Regions from separate parts of the Homo sapiens genome. Here regions 2, 3, 4 and 5 are each linked to region 1. Evidence: chromatin loops called from intact Hi-C (ENCODE). Cell type or tissue: endothelial cell of umbilical vein. All regions are shown on one strand. Region 1 has its middle 180 kb from the start of LINC00882. Region 2 overlaps LOC101929485 (a long non-coding RNA gene). Region 3 overlaps LOC105374029 (a long non-coding RNA gene). Region 4 has its middle 410 kb from the start of LINC00882. Region 5 has its middle 380 kb from the start of LINC00882.

Region 1 (4,000 bases):
CAGCCCAGGAAATGGGTTTCAGAATTCTGACCTCCAGAACTAAAAAATAATAAATGCCTGTTGCTTTAAGCCACCAAATTTGGATTATTTGTTACAGAAACCACTGGAAACTAATATAGAAGTGATCATAATTCGATCTCCAATATAGTTCTACAACAAATCTAAGGGTCACACATATGGAAGGAAAACACAGAAAGGGCAGGAGGAAAAAGAAAGAGATAGAGAAGAATACAGAACAGAGAATTGAAGGGAAGAGGAAGAGAGGGGAGGGGAAAAAGTGTGAGGAGTTGCGAACAGGAGCAGAGAGAATAAGACCCCAAACATTGTTAAAGTCCATGGCAACTTCATCTTAAGGACTATTATCCCCACCTGAGTCAGAATGAGTTGGCATTGGCCCATAGCTACAAGTTATCTCCAGGGGGTAAAATTCCAGTGCAGAATAACCTATAAATACTGTGGCATCGCAGCTAGAGAGAAAACAGATTGATGTAGTCCTAGTTTGGAGGTCAATTGGCTCAGTAACTGTTAGAAGCAGCCAACAGTTAAAGACACAAATATTACACGGTTGGAGATAAAGTTCCAAAAAGAACAAATTGATTCATTTTGTACCACGAACTCAACTCAAAGTAAAGCCCTACTTCGCTTTTTAAGATATATTTTGTAAGGTTTTCATTTTTTGTTTTATGTTATTATCCTGTTATGACTTATTAATGGCTATCATTTGCTATAGTGAAATCGTATTGAGACTTTTCACTCAAATGCTCTAAATAATTAATCTATTTTCAAGAACGCTTTATAAATGCATTGTTATTTAATTATCTTATTTAATTTCATGTTTAAATAATGCTCTGGTATATATGAATCAATGGCCACATCTTAAAAGACATACCTGTATCCAATATTCAATAAAAGAAAAGGAAATTTAGCAGGAAAATGAATGATTTGTGTGTCTAACACCACCATTTAAACAACCTGAAACTCACGGCAACATTTGTCCCTTAGGTTCAAGGATGTATCCGAGGGTAGTCATGAAAATTCAATTCTTAACGCTGACTTGCTGTGCTCTCACAGGATTCTTTTCCTAGTTAGAGTTACAACATTTTTCCTTAGGAAATGAGACAATGCATTTTGAAGTTCTCTAAGGTTAGGAAGAGATTAGGGAAGAAACATTTGCAGTCCATATATAGATTCTAAATACCCATAGAATGATGATTTTCCTAATTTTCTAACAAATATTTCTTATATTATGGAGCTAAAAGCTACATTTTTAAGGGAGAATTGAGAATAAGGAGAAATGGTAAGGTACATTTGTGGGAAGAAACGCATTTAATTCAGTCTCTCCCTTTCAAAAACAGAAAGGGAAACAGCAATCAACACAACATATGGAGTATCTGTTTTTCGATAAAAATGCCAGGTAAAGAGGTCTTATTTAAATCCACACAGACAGTATTATCCTCCCCTTCTGAAGATTGTTTTTCCCCAGGCACAAAAGGTCAGGCATATTGTTGAGTCTGTTACCCAAAGACCCGAGTAACAGTGACATCTAGTGGTGCACGGTGATATAGGACGTAGAAACGCAAACGCTTGCTGAGAGCCCAGAGCAAAAAACCCTAGAAGGAAGCTGCTAAATTTAAAGTTTCCTGATTTCTGTGGCAACAAAATTGTATTCTAATGTAATCAGTTACTCCTGTCTCACAGGGAATGATATTGTTCTGGGTCAACATTTGGGACATGGAAAAGTCACTTCGTATTCACTGCTGGGGAAATGAGGAAACCTATAGTCAAATCCCACCACTTTGGTTTTGGAATTGGAAATGTAACAATATTGCTGGGATTTTTTTTTAAAGAGCATCATCAATCTGACCACAAAAGGTTATGCTCCTCAGACAGGAGAAAGGCAACTGAATACGCTTGTAAATGCCAATCCTAAAAATCTATCCAAAGATATTAAATTTCTCATTTTTAAATTTTATTTCTCTACAGACTATTTTCTCGTGTCTAAAAAAGAGGCCATCTCAGGCCGCTCTGTAGCAGCTCAAACTCTGGCACTCAGCCCATTGCCTTAGACCTACTGGCTACACCGTTCTGCCCTTCTCTGCTGCAGGTGCCAGCCACAGCATCCTTTTGTCTGGTTGCCAAATCAGTAATCTCTCTTGGCATCTGCCTTTTCTACCCCCTTCCCCCATTCTCCCCCTCCATCAAGAAATCTAATTCCAAGTTGGCAGGCAGAAGGTCAGAAATCTTTGAAAGCCTCAGCTTCCACCGCCCACTCTCGAGTCTCGCCTCTGTGCATTCTGCCAAATGCCAACTTGCTTTTCTCCCTCCTCCATAACATCCTGTATCTCTGGAACGCTGAGGTTGTCACCTGAATCTTGCCCTCACATCTGCTTCCTTCCCCTCCCTCGGCAGCAGGGCCCTCTTTCATTAGTAACATCCTGCCGCGTCTCCCCAAGGCTCAGCACATCTTGTCATCCGTCCCTGGCATACACAGTCTCTTCCTAGTTATCAACTTTGGGACTCGCCTCCATCAGAGGTATCTGGAGACCAGAGCTGGCCCAGAGCAACTGGGGAAGGCAAGCTGACGGCCCCCTGAAATCCACATAATTGCATCTTTGAAAAGTGGGCCACATGACAGCAAAGAACTGAAAACTAGTGTGACAGAGAAGACAAAAGACAAAAATCACACCCAACTCCAATAGATGACAGTTTTGTTTCTTTGTTTACATTTTGAAGTGACATGTTCAGGGAGACTTTAGAATAGTCTTTTAGGGAAAAAAAATTAATATCTTGCATGATTTGTTCACTATGAAAGAATTTTTTAAAACACATGCACTAGGAATTTTATATCATTTTTTAGTTTTAAAAAGATGACCATGTCAGTGTTTCATTTTGAAGCTACGAATTGCATATAAATTATATCAACAAAAATAGGATTCTCATCTCAATTGTTTCTAACCTCTTGTAACCACTGTGCCATCCTTATTGCTTCTCTCTAAAAATAGCAAAGTCGGAGCTAACTTAAAAAGAAGTAATAAGAAAAAGACAGCAGTAGAAAAGCTGAAAAGAAATTAAAGGCAAGTATTACCTCTCATAAATATCCACTAAGCAGAAGCTGAACAAATTAACTTCAAAACCATTGAAACTAGGGAAATACCCTCTTGCAGCAAGTCAGAAGATGAAAAAAATCACTAGTAAGAAAACGTGAAGTTAGATAAAGTCTTTTTTTTTTTTGAGATGGAGTCTCACTCTTGTCACCCAGGCTGGAGTGCAAAGGCGTGATCTCAGCTCACTGCAACCTCCGCCTCCTAGGTTCAAGTGATTCTCTTGCCTTAGCCTCCCAAGTAGCTGGGTTAACAGGCGTCCGCCACCACGCCTGGCTAATTTTTGTATTTTTGTAGAGACAGGGTTGCACCATGTTGGCCAGAATGGTCTTGAACTCCTGACCTCAGATGATCCACCCGCCTCGGCCTCCCAAAGTGCTGGGATTACAGGCGTGAGCCACCGTGCCCGGCCATAGATAAAAGTCTTTAAAATGCACTTTAGAGATATTATTACTGCCGTGTTGCTCTGTTTCACATGTAGCATAGTGTTAAGACTCTTCACAAAATTGTTTAAACTGGGTTATTATATGAAAATCATTTAGAGCCACCTAATTCTTTAACTTATGATGAAACAGAAGTCCAAAGATTAAGTTTTGTTTTGTTTTGTTTTTTTTGCAATAGCAAAGCAGAAACCAGAACCTAACTTTCCAATTCCCAATCCTGTATTATATGCACACCTATGTAGCATTTTTAAATATTAAAAAATATGATTGCATTGAATAGATGATTTCTGCCTTACTCAATTTTCCATTTCTAAAATAAACATGATTGCAATCATGAAATCCTAACTATTCACCACTAAATCAATGAAATCCTATGATTTGGCACAGGATTGGAACAAAAGATAAAATAAGCCCTTTAGAAAAAGCCCTTAAAATGTCGAAATCGCATCATATCAG
Region 2 (4,000 bases), 440 kb before region 1:
ATTATTTTGTGTCAAAAGTGGAAAAATCTGGGTGGCGTAGGAACATGAAAAGCTGTCCCCAGTTATAAGACTATAATAAGATTAGCTGCTGCCTGTTACTGAGTGCTTGCTATGTGCTGGACTTTCTGCCAGGTGCTTCACTAAACTTTTATTTCCTCCTTGAAACAGTTTTTTGAGGTAGATACTTTTATCTCATTTGATAGATAAGAAAGGGGCATGGAGAAATGGAAGGTCACACAACTCATAAGATGTACAGCTGATAATTAAACTTACATCTGCCCTAATACCAAATCTTGGCTGTTAATCTCTACCCTACAGTCTAAGAGCATTTGTTTAGTACAACTGAAGAGGTAAATTGAGAACAATGAGAGTAAAAATTATTGAGAGAAATATTTGATTTCAAGATAAAAGCATGGATCATTTTTATAGCCCCTGGTTTATGGAACAACATTTAAACCCTGGACCAAATCTAAGGGAGAAAACCCAGATAAGTGGGTGACTTAGCTACTTGTTTCATGAAGAACGACTGAAAAAACATGGAAAAATCAAAGTGTTCTGAAAGCTGCCAGTAAACAGAAGGCATTGTCCTTCAAAGTTATGGGCTTACCGCCACTAGTAATACTAGAAACAGCTTGAATGAACTTTGTAAGAGCATTTGTTAGAAAAGGTAATAGAATTTCAAAGGTAAAATCAAGGGTGATTGTGGACAAAGAACTTGAATTTGATTTCTATTTTAGCATTAAATAATTGTGAGATTTGAGGAAATTATTTAACTTGTCCAAGACTAAGTTTCTTCATCTGTGAAATAGGAATAATAATGCAACATGAGTTGCTGTGAAGATTGAATATAAAGTGAAGCACTCACTTCAGTACCTTGCATAGACAGCACCTATTCAGGAAGGATAACAATAACTATTTTGGTGTTCATGTGTGTGACAAAGGCAGTGATAAGAAAGGATTTCTACTTTGATTGAGGTATTGGACTAGGTAATATTAGAACTTTCTTCAATTATGAATTTATATAGAAAATGGGTCAATATCTAAAACTGTGAACTTGGCAGAAAGTTCAAGGCAGAAGTTAAAGATAGATAGAAAGATAGTAACTGGGATTTAAACTGAAACCCCAGGCACAGGTGGAGAATAAAGGCAGGATATAAATACCAAACACACTATTTCGGCATGAGGGAAGTGATTCTGTACCTGAGGAAGGTGAAGAAGGGCTGGAGGTTATATATTGCTCTCTAGCTATGTTCTCTAACATGGTAGCCACTAGAGTCATATGGCTGTAAAAATTTAAAAATCATGTTTTTAGTTTTTTTGTCATATTTGTAATTCCCAATAGCTGCATGCACCTAATGGTTACTGTCTTGGATAAAGAAGATGGAGAACATTTGCATCATTGCAGACAGCTCTATCGGACAGTGCCTATCTTCAGAAAAAGGCAAAGTGCTACTAGATCCTCAGACTAGATCCCTATTTTCTCTTCTTATTACGTCTAGCCACTTAATTTCCCCTTCCCTTGCTGACTATTTCGAAGGAAACCAAGAAAAGCTCTGTGGTAAGCAGAATTTTAAGAAAGCTTCCCAAATTTCCATCACTGGTATACACATCCTACGTAATCTTACTCCTTTGAGTGTGCGTGGGCCTAACCTACTCAGATAGGCCCTTTTAAATGAGGATCAAGAAATAAGACAAAGGAGAAGCCAGCAATTCAAAGCAACAGAGACATTCTGTTGCTAGCCTTAAAAGGAGCAAATGGCAATGTTGTGGAGAAAGCCATATAGCAGGGAATAGCAGGCAGATTCTAGAAACTCAGAGCAACCCTTGTCAATAGTAAGCACGAAAACTGGGATCTTGGTCCTACAATCAAAGGGAAATGAATTATGTCAACAACCTGAATGGCCTCAGAAGAGGACTCTGACCCTCAGATGAAAACCCAGCCATGATCAACACCTTGATGTCAACCTTGTGGGATGCTAAGCAAAGAACCCAGTTGAGCCCTGCCTGGACTTTGGACCTACAGAAATTTTAAATGGATATTGTTTCAAGCTCCCAAATGTGTGACACATTTGTTATGCTATAATAGAAAGCTAACATAAGCCACTTGTAAACACAATAACACACACACACATATGTGAAGCCCATTCACCATGCACTGGTTATCAACTTGTCTGAGGCTGGTAAGACAGAACACTTATGCATGTAAGTTACAGGAAGTTACAGGAAGCAGATGTATTACTTACAAATAGGCAGCAAAGGGCAGCAGAAGCCTAGGACTCATTGTGAGTCAGTTCTCTTAGGCTCAGGAAAGCTGCCTGGGGCAGATGGAGTCTCCACTGTGCATGCCCCACTTGCACCACAGCTGAGGGACCCTGAAGGGCAGGTTGCTCCAGGGTATATACCTCAGGGGCAACATAAAATGCTGGGCAAAAGTATTGAAATTTCTAGGGCAGAGAGAAAAAGCCTGTCATGTTCCAACCAGTCCCTTCCTTATCTCAGGATATTATATTCTCAAAACACGCTACAATTTTTTCCTGAGAACTGCAAATGAAAAAGGGGAGAGAAATGGGTCAGTCCAAGGCCACCCAGAGAACTGTCCTGCAACATACACACACACAGAGACAAACTCACCCACACTCATACATGCACACACTCATACACACACACATACACACACACATTTTTTTCTCCTTTAAAGCACACAAAAATATAGATTTTTAAAAACATAATGTGTTTTTGTTTCACTAGGATAAAGGTTTAAATGAAAATATGTTCAAAGTTTTACTGCTGGCAATGGCAGAGGCACAGAGAAGAGGTGAGGCAATTAGCTGGGATTCCAGCATTTTCACATTTTCTTTAAATAGAATCAAATGTACTTGATTCTCAACAACTCTGAAAAAGAAAAGAATACATTTATACTGTAACAAAGAGAACCCTTCCAAAGTGTTTGTTGTCTGCTTAAGATACCAATTTATCCCACATCATGGTTGAAATTGTTCTCCTATTTTCAGGTTAGATATCTGTACTCCAAGAGCCCCTGTTGATGTGTATTGTATTATGTCATATGTGGGTAAAGAGGGAACGGGTCTCATGAAAACTTGCTGCTAGCTTAACACAAGCTGATCTCTCACTTTCTAATAGAAAACAGACCTAAAGAGAATGGGCTTACTATGAGACAAGCTTGGAAAGGGAGGAGAGGAAATGGGAAAGATCAGGAAGTGTTTGCACAGCAGGCAGATCAGGATGGGCCCCTCGGTGAGCACCCTTCCCTGAGACAGAACAGCTGGAACACATGCCAGGCACCCAGAGGGCAAGGATGAAGCTTCAGAAAGGGGAAGTGAAGAAGACTGAGACTAATTTTACCCACTTGATAATTTTGCTCACTGCCCCCTGTTGTGTAAACACCAGCTTTTGGTCACATACACATTATCTGCCCTTAGAAAGAAAACATCTAAAGATGTCTTGCTGCCCTAGGTGGCTCTTGACAGGAACTTGAGGAATCCCTGAGGAGAGGAGATATTTTTAAGAAAGAACGAGAACCCAATTGACTTTGCCATTGATGAACTTTGTACAGCTCTTTGTCAGAGGGGAGATGGAAGACAGATTCAGAATCTATACATGAAACAAGGTTGCTGGGGAAAACAGACTTCTAATGGTTTTCTGCCACCCCTTTTGTAAAGAAAAATATCTTTGAAGGGGAATAATTTCTCAACAATAGTATTATTGCCATCTAAGGAATTACAGCAGACAGAAGAGGACAAGTATGAAATATAACTGACCAGTCAACTGAAATAAGCTGAAATTCGAAAACAGGTACACTGGATAGCATTGTGTTTAAATTTAGTTTACTATACTTTTAATAAAATAGAACATTCGAAATGTGCTGTTCTCTAATTTTTCCTCAGGTGAGTTAGCCTTGCCTGTCCATGTGTACCTTGAAGTCAGGGGTTTATTTTCTCTTGGATCCATCTTAAATCTATCACGCTGGGCAGGAGATAGA
Region 3 (4,000 bases), 340 kb before region 1:
CTTTCTGTACTCAGGAAGGTCATAGGATAGAGAAAAAGGGAGGAATAAGTAAACATAGTGATGTGTGCTTCCATAAAGCTTTTGCAGTGTGCTATGAGAGCAAACAGGAGATATTTAATTCTGTTCGCCTTTGGAAAAACTTCAGAGAGGCAAGGCAATTTCAAATACCAGTAGGATTCTGCCAGCCATAATATTGGTGAAGGAGGAGTGAATATCAAAGAGTAAGAACATTCTAATATGAGTATTCACACAAATTCTTTATGTGACCCTTGACTTTGACCCTTGACATTGCAGTTCTAGCATATTAATTAGGAGTACAACCTCAAAAGTCAAATTGTCTCTATTTACTTCTAACTGTGTTACTCTGAACAAATTACTTAACCTGCCTGAGTCTCAGTTTCTTTATCTATAATGGGGAAAGATAAAATATGCTTTAGAGAAATGTTGTGAGGACTTAACAATATTTAATGTAAAATAACTAGCATTTTGATGCACAACTAATATTCAGTAAATGTTAGCTGCTGTTTTTCTTTTTTTTTTTTTTAACTTTTGTTTCCTTTTAAGTAATGTTCCTTTTAAGTAATTTCCAATACATGGTGAAAGAAGCAGCAAAACAAAGCCTCCTTTGCTTTAGGAAGTCTGCCTGTTTCTAGCATTAGGAGCAAAAGGTAGTGGTGCTGCCGTTGGAGATAAATAAAATATAATATCAACCACCATCTTTAAACCCGCTTTATTTCCCACTCACATTTTTCATTATACATATCTAGTCTTTACAATAATCATATGAAGCAGGTAATGTTACTATTATTCCCATTTTACAAATGAGGAAACTAAAGCTTAAAGAGAACAATTCTCAAGTTAAAAGAGCCATTTTATGAAGTCATTATTAAAATTTGGGTGTTCTAGCCAACACCTAAATGTTCATTAAGAACACCTAAATTTTAAGGGTGCCAGTTCTTAATCACTTTTTTGAAATGTTCTTAGATAGACTTTGGTCCAAAATAATCATTCTTCACGAACTGAAGCATAAGGGGAACCTGGCTTCTGTGTCCAGCAGGGTGGGTGGTCTAGGAATTATGAAAGACTCCCCTAACTAAAATTCTAAAATACTCAGAAAAAAACATATTTTTAATGACACGGGAGAGTTTACAAAAAGTCAAGAATTATGTGAAAGCAGAAATTCTGGGAGATAAATGATCAACAATACCAATTTTCAACAAGGAAATCTCTATTGAATCTTGGAGACTTGGAGATACCATAGTAATGGTCAAATGGTGTAGGGGAAAAATGCTAAAGCCTAAAGCTAACCAAACCTGGGTGACTTAATAGATGACTTCCACACACAACTAAGACCTTCAAAGGTAATCAGAAAAGAAGTGAGAGGAGCCCACGTGCCATGGCTATGATATCTCTCCATAATCCACAGCACAAAGAGCCAGAATGGATGGAAAAAAACATCATGTTAGGATGGTAGTGAATTAAAGGCTGTTTTGCTAGTTTAACTTCATGCTGCCAACCAACGGAGCTGTAGATTCATGCAGTAGTGTTCCTTTATTTGCCTTCATCTAAAATTTTACTATATGAATACTAGATTGCAATTGTATGGAAAGTACCTTGGACTTCCAGTGTAGGCTTGTTGACTAAACGATAGTAATTTGGTAACAACAACAACAAAGTATCAGAAAGAAGAATCAGTCTCCAGTCTCACCTATCATTTCTCTGACCTATATTTGGAAATGCTCACTTGGACCCAATAATTTTGTTTCAGAACCGACATTCTTAATTCAAAGAAACTCTAGGAGTTAATATAAATTCTGAATCAAATTTGGGCTTTATGTTTCCTGAGTAGACAGCACCTTACCCTCACTGTAATGTTATCTCTCCATTTCATTTTTGTTAATTATATTGTACTTGAGTTTATGGCAGTTCCATTCTTCATATCCTTGTTCATAGCCCAAGTAGTCCAAATGTGTTGACTGAAGAATATCAGAGACATGAGTCAGAAAAATGTCTAAGGACAAAACAATTTGGAGGTAGACATGAATATTTCCACTAATGGAGATCAGCCAGGATGTCCACACAGAGTGACTAAGTACATGAAGGGAGATAGAGAAAGTAAGTAAGAGTTGGTCAGAAAATTCATGTTTTTCTTACAGACTAACAAGGCACAGACGTATCACTCGGGGAGTTAGAAACAATTACACATGACTCACGCCAAGCATTTTAAAGCCACAAAATTTTCACAAAAGTATTCTACTGTTTCTCTTTCCTTCTATTCATGCTCAAATATTCCCCCCTGCGTTTCACAAAAGTATTCTATTGTTTCTCTTTCCTTCTATTCACACTCAAATATTCCCCCCTGCGTGTCTACTCTTAAGCTGGCTGGTTATGGTAGGTTAGATTATTAAAGACTTTGAAAGCTAAGAAAAAGTGTTTATATATGAGACAGGCAAAAGACAGCCTTTGTAGATTTCTGAACAAAGGAATAGCATGAGGAATGTGGAACTAAGGGAACTTCAGAGTGGAAGGAATCTGTTAGATGAACTGGAATTCAAAATGGAAGTAAAAATTGTAATTCAGATCACATAGGGATTCTTAAATATTTTCTTATATCAAATAGATTGACTACTGGTTGTTATGAGGTAGAGATTTTGTGTTTAGTTCAATTTAACTAACACTGATATTGTGCTTTCTGTGGGTCTGAGTGTCTTGCTAGCAGTTTAAAACATGGAGACAGCCATTATTGAGCTTTGCTTTGGGTTTTATCAATTCAAAAACAAAATCAATAGACATATGTGTAGTTTTCTATGTATAACACCTTAGCCAAGAAATTTTGTAGAAATGTTTCATAAAACTTCTTTTCATCTGAAGTCGCTCAGATTCTCAGAATGGCAACTAGAAGGGTGAACAGAAAATAAATTGAGAGACAGTCAGATTATGAATCCACAGAAATTTACATGGCTAATAATTTTAAATTTTGAAGTCAGAAGGACATACATTGAACTTCTGGTTCTGTCATATTTTAGCTACAGAATTTTGCATTTCTCTTTGGTAAAATGGGGATAGTAAGGTGATTCACAAAAGGTTTTCTGGGTGCAGCAAACTAGAAACTTTTGTCAAAATTATCTAGAATAACATGTGGCCCAGAAAACTCTCAGTATGTATTCATTTACTTCCTTCCTCAATATTCAAAGAAAAGCTGGAAGCATAAATTGGAATTCCCAGACCTAATAGTCTTCCTTACAAGTTCACACATCAACAGCTGATCTAGCCACTATTTTATTTTCACCCACAGCCACCAGCTTCTTACATGCATAGACAATTCTCTTACTGTTTTGGCATGTTGCACAGCCCTTTGCTATTTTACAAATCACTTCGGTTCACCTAGAGCCAAACTTTTATCCACCTAAAGGATAAAAATCACTTTAAACAAAAAAAATAATATAAAACTGTATCTCCAGAGCCAGAGAGCCCAGACTAGTTGTCCACATTAATGCAAAGAGGAATCATTAAAGCTTACTGCAGGATAACATTGTAAGGAACCACTGCATATGTTCTTTTGCTTTATTCTGTTCTTGAAAATGGAATAAAATGAGACTTGCATTTAAAAAATCTCTCTCCATGTTAAAGTACCTTTCTGTGTTGTTATGTAGGTTTTTATAATATTAAATATTCTGTTTTTCCTCCCTTTTTTCTTATCTTTTCACCATGCATGCTGGCACATGGGTTCCAGTGTTTAGCAGACCTGATTCAAATCCTGTTTGGCCAACTGCTGTCTCCCCTGAGAGAGTTACCTCAGTTCTCTGAGGCTCAGTGTATTTATATGAAAATGGACAAAAATACGCTATGGCATAGTTGTGAAGATTAAGTGAGATAAAATATTAAAACATTTGCATAGTTGTCTGATATAGGTAAAAATGCTCAATAAATATTAGCAGCGATTCATAACTATTATTACCAGACATAGGGAATGGATGTAGTAACACCTATGTAAATTCAC
Region 4 (4,000 bases), 240 kb before region 1:
CTTTAGACAAAGATTTGCTCTCTTAACCAATCACAAATCAAAGAATCTTTGAATCCACCTATAACCTGAAAGGCCCTGCTTCAAGATATCCCACCATTTTGGGCCAAAGCATTGTATAACTTCCATGTATTAATTTATCATTTTGTCTGTAACTTCTTTTTTGAAATTCAACCCTGCCTTTAAAATCCCTTGCTTGTAAACCATCAGGGAAGTCAGGTCTTAAGCATTAGCTGTCCAATTCTCTTTGCTTGGCACCCTGCAAATAAACACCATGCTTTCTCTTGCTGCAAACCTCAGTGTGGATGTTTGGTTTTACTGTGCCGGATAAGCAGACCCAGGCTTGGTTTGGTAAAACCAACCAGGCCACAAGGTGTCACTGCTTTTGCCCTTTCTCACACAGTCCTTTCACTTCTTCCTTAGCCACTATTTAGTAATGGTTTCCTCTGAACTCAAAACTATTCCAGAAGGGCAGTGAATTGAATGATCCACAATAAAATGTGACTCAGACTACACTATGAGTGTCCATCCTCTTGCACACAATGATTTACCTAAGCAAGGTCAATCAGAAGTTGACAAGGCTTCTGAAGTTGACAAGGCTACTGAAGGAGGGCTAGTTTTTCTCCTTCTGTGAGATCATAATTTTTTTAAAAACTGGCTAAGTCTGGACACTCCAGGAGCCATCTAGATGCCACACAGAGACAGTCTGTCTTGAGAATAAAGCCAAGAAGAGGCAAACACAGCATAATTTAGAATGGCGCTCACTAACAGAGTTGCCACCACGCAGTGTTTTACATTTGAACTGATTCAGAATAAATGGAAATACTTTATTTTCTCAGTTGGCCATTAGCCGCACTTCAAGTACTCAATAGTCACATGTGACAGTTGAATTAGACAGTTGAGATATAGAACATTTCTATCATCACAGAGTGTTTTATTGAACAGCATGATCTAAAGGAAGAAACTGAGTTCTAATTTCATCCTTTAAACCCCTGTATCCAGCATTGCCTAAAGCTGCATCCACTTTAAATTTCATTTTGATTTAAGCTAAAATAATGAAAGCATGTTTAACTTTTACTTGTGACCTTTAAAAATTTACAACATAAACTAGCCCTCGGTCCTTTTCCTCAGAACCAGATGCAGAAAACAGACAACCTTTTCATGTTTTTCCAGGTTTTTTTTTTTTTTCCATGAACTATCCTGAGAAGACTCAACCTCACCGTCTCCTTCAGAAAATACACACACACACATAAGCACACATTTACCATGAAAAGAAATTTGAGGCAGGGGTTTGGTAGGTGTTATCACAAAGCCAGTCTCTAGTGTCAAAGATAACCAAATCGGACACTAGTTTAAAGTAGTGAAAACAGATTTTATTCAGTAATTGTTAACAGTAGGAGAAAGAGCGGAGCTGCATTCTGATTTGCACAGAGGTGACTGGGCAATTTAAAGCAGGGAGTCAAGTGAAAAATTACAGTCAGTCAGTATAAATGCCATTAGGCCAGCTGTGTCTGCTGGCTGGCAACTACTGAAGTTAGGATTCTGTTCTCTTACAGAGCTTGGAAAACACAGACTATCCTTCCTGATGACTGCATTTCAAAGGAATGGCTTTCAGGCCCTTGAGAAAGACACTCTTGAATTGTATGAAATACAAATACATCTCAAAGAAACACAGAAAGGATTTCCAATTTTTTTGTTTGTTTGATAAACATTCTAAGAAAGGGAGACCTATCATCAGATATTGAGTAGAACAAAGGGAAAATTCTTTTGACAGCCCAGAGCTTTTCAAGACAGGCACTCAAAAGAGGGCTGGATTTGTCCCAGAGACAGGCCTTAGGTAGCTATTGGCCATGTTAAAGTTTGGTCAAGTCTCTCGGTAGTGCACGGGTTTGAATGGAGTATTTGTACCCAGAGTTCTTTGCAGTTCTCATTACCTAGATTTTTCCAGAATGCTCAGTCAAATGCAAATCATGTAATTTAATCTACAAGGCAACCTTCTGATGCCGAGATCATTATCCACTTTACAGATGAGGGAACTAAAGCTCAGAGGGCTTAAACTACTTGTTCAGGTCACATACCAAAAAATTAAGAAGCATATTGGAATCCAGATTTCTGACAAAATTGTGTTTTTCCTCCTATCGCCCATAACTTTGTCTCCCTACAGAGCTCCCTAATTTTTCATGCATGTTTCTGTAACTAGTTTTCACAGAAGTGCCCTTGCCTTTAAATGACAAAGCCTGTAAGATTTGAATAGGAAGGAAAAAAACTCAGAAAAATGTCAGAAACTTGTGATTAACAGGCAGCAGGTGTATAAACTGAAAGTGCGAGACTCACATCCATTGTCATCTCAGCAAATGGCTTGGTCCCAAAGTTGCTGAAGGGGGAAATCTGATTATCTTTGCTTCCCCAGAAGACTGATAAATCGAATTCAGACTGTTATTGTTCCAGATACAGCCTGAATCTTCCATAGGATTTTAATCAGCAGCAGCATTATGTAGCATATGGGAGTTATTTGGCTGAAAGGAGACTCCAACTGTCACTGGTACATCCGCTCAACATGAAAGGAAAATAATAATACAAAGTAATGGGGCTTTCTTATCTACAGAGCAGCTTCCCTCTGAGAAACTCTGTGGTTTACTGTACTACATCTTTACAACATCCTGTTACGTGGGTCAAGCAACTACTTGACTATAATCTTGGATGTTTACTGGCTGATTCCACCAACATTTTAATGTCTTTCATAGCTCTTTCTCTATCTCAACTTATAAATCCTGTTTCCTCTTACTTTTCAATCTCTTCTGTTCTCTTTATTGGTTAACTTTCACCCATCCCTTCCCATTTAAATTGTCTCATCCTTCATTCATCTTTCTCAGTACTATGTGTTTTCCTTTCCTATCTTTATTTTATAGAAGCCTAGATAGGGAAATTAGAATTCATACGACAATAGAGTCTTTAGTTCAGTTACATCATCCTGTTTTTCTACAGTATCGGGCAAATGTAGCCTTCACTTTACTTATTTACTCCCTTAGTCACCAAAACTCTATGGAATGTGTTTGTTTCAAGATTCGAAAGGGAGTAACACATGGTCTTTTCCTTCAAACATGGAAGACAAACCAACAGCTAATGACAATAGAATGTGATAAGTGTCATCTTCTTACTGAGCCCATTAAAGTACAGAGAAAACACACTAAGTGTGTGGTGCCTATGGTGGCTGATCCCTAGAGCCAGATTCCAGAGTCAGGCTCAGAAACCAGTCACCGGGTTTCTTTAAAACCCTTCCCCCATCTCTTGACCTTTGTTGACATGCCTCAACCCCCATCCCCACCCTTTTGCTCCACACACCTAGAAAGGTTGTGAAAGGAATATTATGCTTAACAGTCTTACACACACCTGAGGATGACATTGACTGAGCTCATCTGTTAACTCATGAGTCAGCATTTCTAGTAAACTAGGAATCAATCTAAAGTACCCCCCCACCCCACCGTGTGTGTGTGTGTGTGTCTCTCTCTGTCTCACACACACACACAAACACACACACTTCTCTTTTTCAAATTACAGGGAATATGAGCAATGAACAAATGTTTTGCTTCCTAATAGCACCAACATTTTTTTTTAAAAGTATCAAGACTCTCTTGAAATTCCTATATTTTGTCCAAACATGTAGTCAAAAGTGGTGAACTAGTCATTGCCAGTTTTATGCCCTTGGGTAAGAGATAAACTTTATCAAATGACAGCAAAAAGAGAAGGATGGTTAGAAAGAGAAATGATCACGAATTACACACTAATTCAGTAGTGGAGCCAGCTAAGAAGGTACTATTTCCTTTCCCTGTCTCTGGACCTAATCATCTAACTTCAAAAAGTCAACTGCCAAAAGAGAGAGAAGATGCCTCCTCTACCATGACATTACCATCAAAGTGTTCAAGCTTTAGAAAGGAATACCTAAAGTAATGAATGCTTGCAAAAGAAAATCTATGCTGTCTGTACTTGGGTGGGAATTCAGTAA
Region 5 (4,000 bases), 200 kb before region 1:
TTTGTAAGCAAAGTCATGTATAGAATGTATACATATGTAGTTTTGTCCTATCTTATTTTTTCTACTTTTTACAGGGTCTTCCTAAAGTAGCAGATAGTCACAAAAATGCTCAAATAACTAACTTTATAAATGCTAGTTTCCAACCTATTAATTAAAAAAAAAAGAAAAAGAACACTTACCAATGAATGTACTTAATTCAAAAATGGTTTCTACCAACATTGTTCTCAACTCTAATGTACCTGGTAAAATAGCCCATGTATGCTTCTTTGAAATTTTGCCATCTCATTACTTACACCAAAATCAATCTTTAAAAAAACAAAAACAGAGAGACAACGTTGATGTTTGGTCTAGCAGTGTTGCTAAGTATTTTAAAAGCAGCAAAGAGTAAATTGAGAACCACACAACTAATAGTCCAAAATACTATTGTTATATGCCCCTCATCTGCAGCTTGCCTAATGATTTTCCAAATATTAAAAACCAAATGGAGTTAGTGAATTAATGGTCATTACAACACCCATCAGCACGTCTATAAACCATGTGTACAGCTTTATCATATTTTACACACCAAGCAAGAAAGTCAATTATTTGTGACTTCTCTTCCCAGTTAGATTGCACCTCCTCAAAGGCAGAATCATTTTCTTTCCATTTCGCTTCCCTTAGAGTGCCTCATGCCTAGTTGGCTCTATGTGTTATTAATTAAAAAAAGAAAACTAAAACAGAAACTAAGGTTGAATTGTGGCTTGAAACAATGGATGGAAGTAACGTAAGTGTGGAACTCTCTTTAATCTGACCCCCTTAAATTATTCTATATGCAAACAGTTTTTAAAGAAGTCTCCTTAAATGCAAATCACTGTCAGGTTCCATATGGTCACCAAATAAAATATTTCTGAGGCATTGTTTAAAACATCGCAAAGTAATACATTGGAAACAAGTTTTAGTCTCTGTTTCTAAGATGAGTACACAAAAAGATTTTTATCAAATCATTTGAGTTATTGACCTCTTACAAATAAGAATAATGCATTGGAATTTGGGGACTCAGGGGAAAGGGTGGGGGTGGCAAAGGATAAAAATTACACATTGGGTACAGTGTACGCTGCTCGAGTGATGGGTGCACCAAAATATCAGAAATCACCACTAAAGAGCTTACTCATGTCACCAAACACCACCTATTCCACAAAAACCTATTGAAATAAAATATTAAAAATTAAAAAGAAACAGTCACGGGAATGGTTTTACACTGAACAAGCACTTTCAACAAAGGCTTGGAGCTTTGAGTCCTTTTTGAGTCAAATAGCTTAGTATTTTAGGCTTTTGTTCTCTCTGGTAAATATGAATACTCTCCCTGAAAAGGATAAGTTGTTTCGTTTCATATCTTGTAGCAGTGTCTTCAGAGTTAAAACCTGTTACTTCATCTTTCTACTGAGTGATAAGTCACTTGGGCTTTCACCAGTAGCTTTGTGCTTAAGTAAATACCTCTAAATATAATCTAGCACTACCATCAGCTTACCTAAAAAAGCACCCCTTCTATACAATTTCTCACATCTTCAAAAGAAACAAAGATACAGTAACTGGAGGGTACAGTGCTCCAAAAGATAGACTTTTCCTGCCAGGCTTGATCAAACATCACGAATTCTATAGACTTTTCTGTATCAATAGCTTTGTAAAACAAAAATCCTTCCATAAATGGGATGATAGTGAAAAGTATGCTGGTTCTGTGATTGCTCGGCATAAAATTCATTAGATTCTAGCCTGCATTCCTTCAGCATCATTTATAGCTGCAAGAAAAACCAACAGCACCTCCAACAGCAAAAACAGGAACAGTGAGCTCTGGAATTCATGTCATGTTTATTTTGATAAAAGAACTATATTCATTTCAATGAAATTTTGACAAGAAGCGGCAGCAGTGATGAGTTCATTTCCTTGAATTCTCTTTGCCCAAACAGCCTAAGAACTTACCTTTTCACAGAAAGACATTTCTGTGACCACTTTATTAAGTTTTAGCTAAGAAGCAATGCTTCCCATTTTTCATACATTTGAGAAGTCAGTTTACGTAAAAGCAGCTACCCTGAGGACTCATTTTTATGAATCAACTTTTACTGTTGTTGCCAAGAGCTGACATTAGCATGCAGATTTTGAAGTCATTTTAAGTATTGTCTGTTAATTAACATTTACTTTATTAATGTAAAATTTACTAAATCATTCTTTGTTAGAGATTCAAAAATTTAATGTATTCAAATGACTATATAAGATGCACGGACATCTCACATTTTAAGTGTTAGTAGCAGCTAATCTTTCAACGAAATTGCTTCAGTTCTCTAAAATTTGTTTAGAAAATTTCCCTTTAATGACATCACATTTAGTATTGAACCTGAAAGAGAATGTAAAAAAAGAGAAAGAAAAATAAAACACAGGCCGTAGAGACAAGAGAAGATATTTTGACCATAAATACACAATTTCTCAACCTGAACAAAGTTCGAGTCATGCAATTTGATATAAATTGCCCCCAAGAAGAAAAGCAGTGAACAATAAAAAACTATTTTTAATAAGTGAAAAATCTGTGATAGAAAGTTAGAAATGTCTCAACTACTGACTAGGGTTTCAATGTCCTTATATATCAATCATTGCAAGAAAATGTTTCCAGTTAGTTTTGACAAGAAATGAGTGAATATGTTCATTTTACTACTATAACATATCCACAGTCTAAGAAATTGTGAAGCTATAATTTGGAGTAATTATTTATATTATAACCCTCTCAAGTTTATAAAAGGATTTATACCAGAGTTGTTTTAAATATAGTAAACCCTGCAATGCATTAAATATTGACTCAAAGATTATTTCCTATTTTGTCATGGATCAGATAGAAAGTTGATAAGAATGATTGATAATTTATCAAAAGTAAGATCTAGCAACTTGGAAAATAAGAAGTTACGGTTCAATGTTCAATTTCATTTACAGATACTTTTCTCCCAGAGATTTATCTCTGTATAATGTGTCAGGATACACAGAATACAGAATACAATTAACTACTTAATTATACTCTGTATTTAGTAGTGTAGAGAAATTTAAATGAACTTTTTTTTTTATCTAACAACAAAGAAATCTATGGGATATCTACTACGGGACAGATACTAAATGGAAAAGACAGACATACACAGGTGAATAAGACATGGATGGTACTGTTGTATTCACAGTTTAGTGGAAGAAATAGAAAAATGACTAGTAACTAAAGTACAATGTAAAAAGTGTTCTTTATATGGTGTTATGGAAATACAGAATGGAAGAGGAGTTAGGGAAAAGTTCACAAAGAAAGGGTTTTGAGCTGGGTCTTAAAGGAAGAACAGGAGTTCAGTAAGTAGAAAGAAGAGGAAAGTATCTCCATCAAAGAGAGCAGCAAGTGTAAACACATAGGATGTTCAAAAGCATGACATATGTAAAGAACAGTGAGGACTTAGGATATGATGTCCTAAACAATCTCGAAATGCAAAGGAAACAAATCGGGAAGGGAGTTGGACAGAAGTTAAAGCAGAAAAGATAGATTTTATTCATGAATTATTGCAATAAGGGAAAAGTAATAGAACTGAGCTCCATTCTGAATATAACAAGAACAAATGGGGATTTACAGTCAAAGATCATCATGCGGGTATGTGGATAAAAAATTACAAAGAGAAAACATCAAGGGTAAAGGGGATTCTGGCTAAACCAGCTCACCAGGATTCTTTCAGAAGACAAGACAAGGTGATCAGATATTGAGGGTAAGGAATTAGGAATTTGATCAGATACCAAGGATGGGAAAGTCTTGATAAACTGACCCAGCAGGAACCTTACTAAAACTGAACTAAGGGCCGGGCACGGTGGCTCACAGCTGTAATCCCAGCACTTTGCGGGGCCAAGGTGGGCAGATCACAAGGTCAGGAGTTCAAGACCAGCCTGGCCAATATGGTGGAACCCCGTCTCTACTAAAAATACAAAAATTAGCCAGGCGTGATGGCGGGTGCCTGTA

The links. Hi-C counts contacts between places; a loop is a spot of excess contacts. Peaks named below come from ENCODE experiments on the same cell type or tissue, not always from the same donor. Only the 100,000 strongest peaks of a DNase experiment are listed, where the experiment ranks them.
Region 2: a loop joins it to region 1, with 6 times the contacts of the local background. A loop is called at or near these places in 21 of 110 quality-filtered maps.
Region 3: a loop joins it to region 1, with 4 times the contacts of the local background. A loop is called at or near these places in 5 of 110 quality-filtered maps.
Region 4: a loop joins it to region 1, with 2.8 times the contacts of the local background. A loop is called at or near these places in 60 of 110 quality-filtered maps.
Region 5: it touches region 1 in a loop (5-fold over the local background); 3 of 110 quality-filtered maps call a loop at or near these places.

What each region holds. Positions count from the first base shown.
Region 1 is chr3:107,063,102-107,067,101 of GRCh38, forward strand. No RefSeq gene overlaps it. Among named protein-coding and RNA genes, the nearest start is that of LINC00882, 180 kb to the right of the region's middle. In endothelial cell of umbilical vein, a CTCF peak has its summit at 1,535 (motif pointing left); a DNase peak (open chromatin) is centred at 1,540.
Region 2 is chr3:106,626,341-106,630,340 of GRCh38, forward strand. The region is part of intron 2 of LOC101929485 (a long non-coding RNA gene); the gene reads right to left. Among named protein-coding and RNA genes, the nearest start is that of LINC00882, 610 kb to the right of the region's middle. In endothelial cell of umbilical vein, no CTCF peak of the experiment used is centred here; a DNase peak (open chromatin) is centred at 2,251; H3K27ac peaks cover 312 bases.
Region 3 is chr3:106,726,425-106,730,424 of GRCh38, forward strand. The region is part of intron 1 of LOC105374029 (a long non-coding RNA gene); the gene reads right to left. Among named protein-coding and RNA genes, the nearest start is that of LINC00882, 510 kb to the right of the region's middle. In endothelial cell of umbilical vein, no CTCF peak of the experiment used is centred here; DNase peaks (open chromatin) are centred at 2,207 and 3,227; H3K27ac peaks cover 3,140 bases.
Region 4 is chr3:106,824,602-106,828,601 of GRCh38, forward strand. No RefSeq gene overlaps it. Among named protein-coding and RNA genes, the nearest start is that of LINC00882, 410 kb to the right of the region's middle. In endothelial cell of umbilical vein, no CTCF peak of the experiment used is centred here; a DNase peak (open chromatin) is centred at 2,460.
Region 5 is chr3:106,860,444-106,864,443 of GRCh38, forward strand. No RefSeq gene overlaps it. Among named protein-coding and RNA genes, the nearest start is that of LINC00882, 380 kb to the right of the region's middle. In endothelial cell of umbilical vein, a CTCF peak has its summit at 1,797; a DNase peak (open chromatin) is centred at 1,808; H3K27ac peaks cover 215 bases.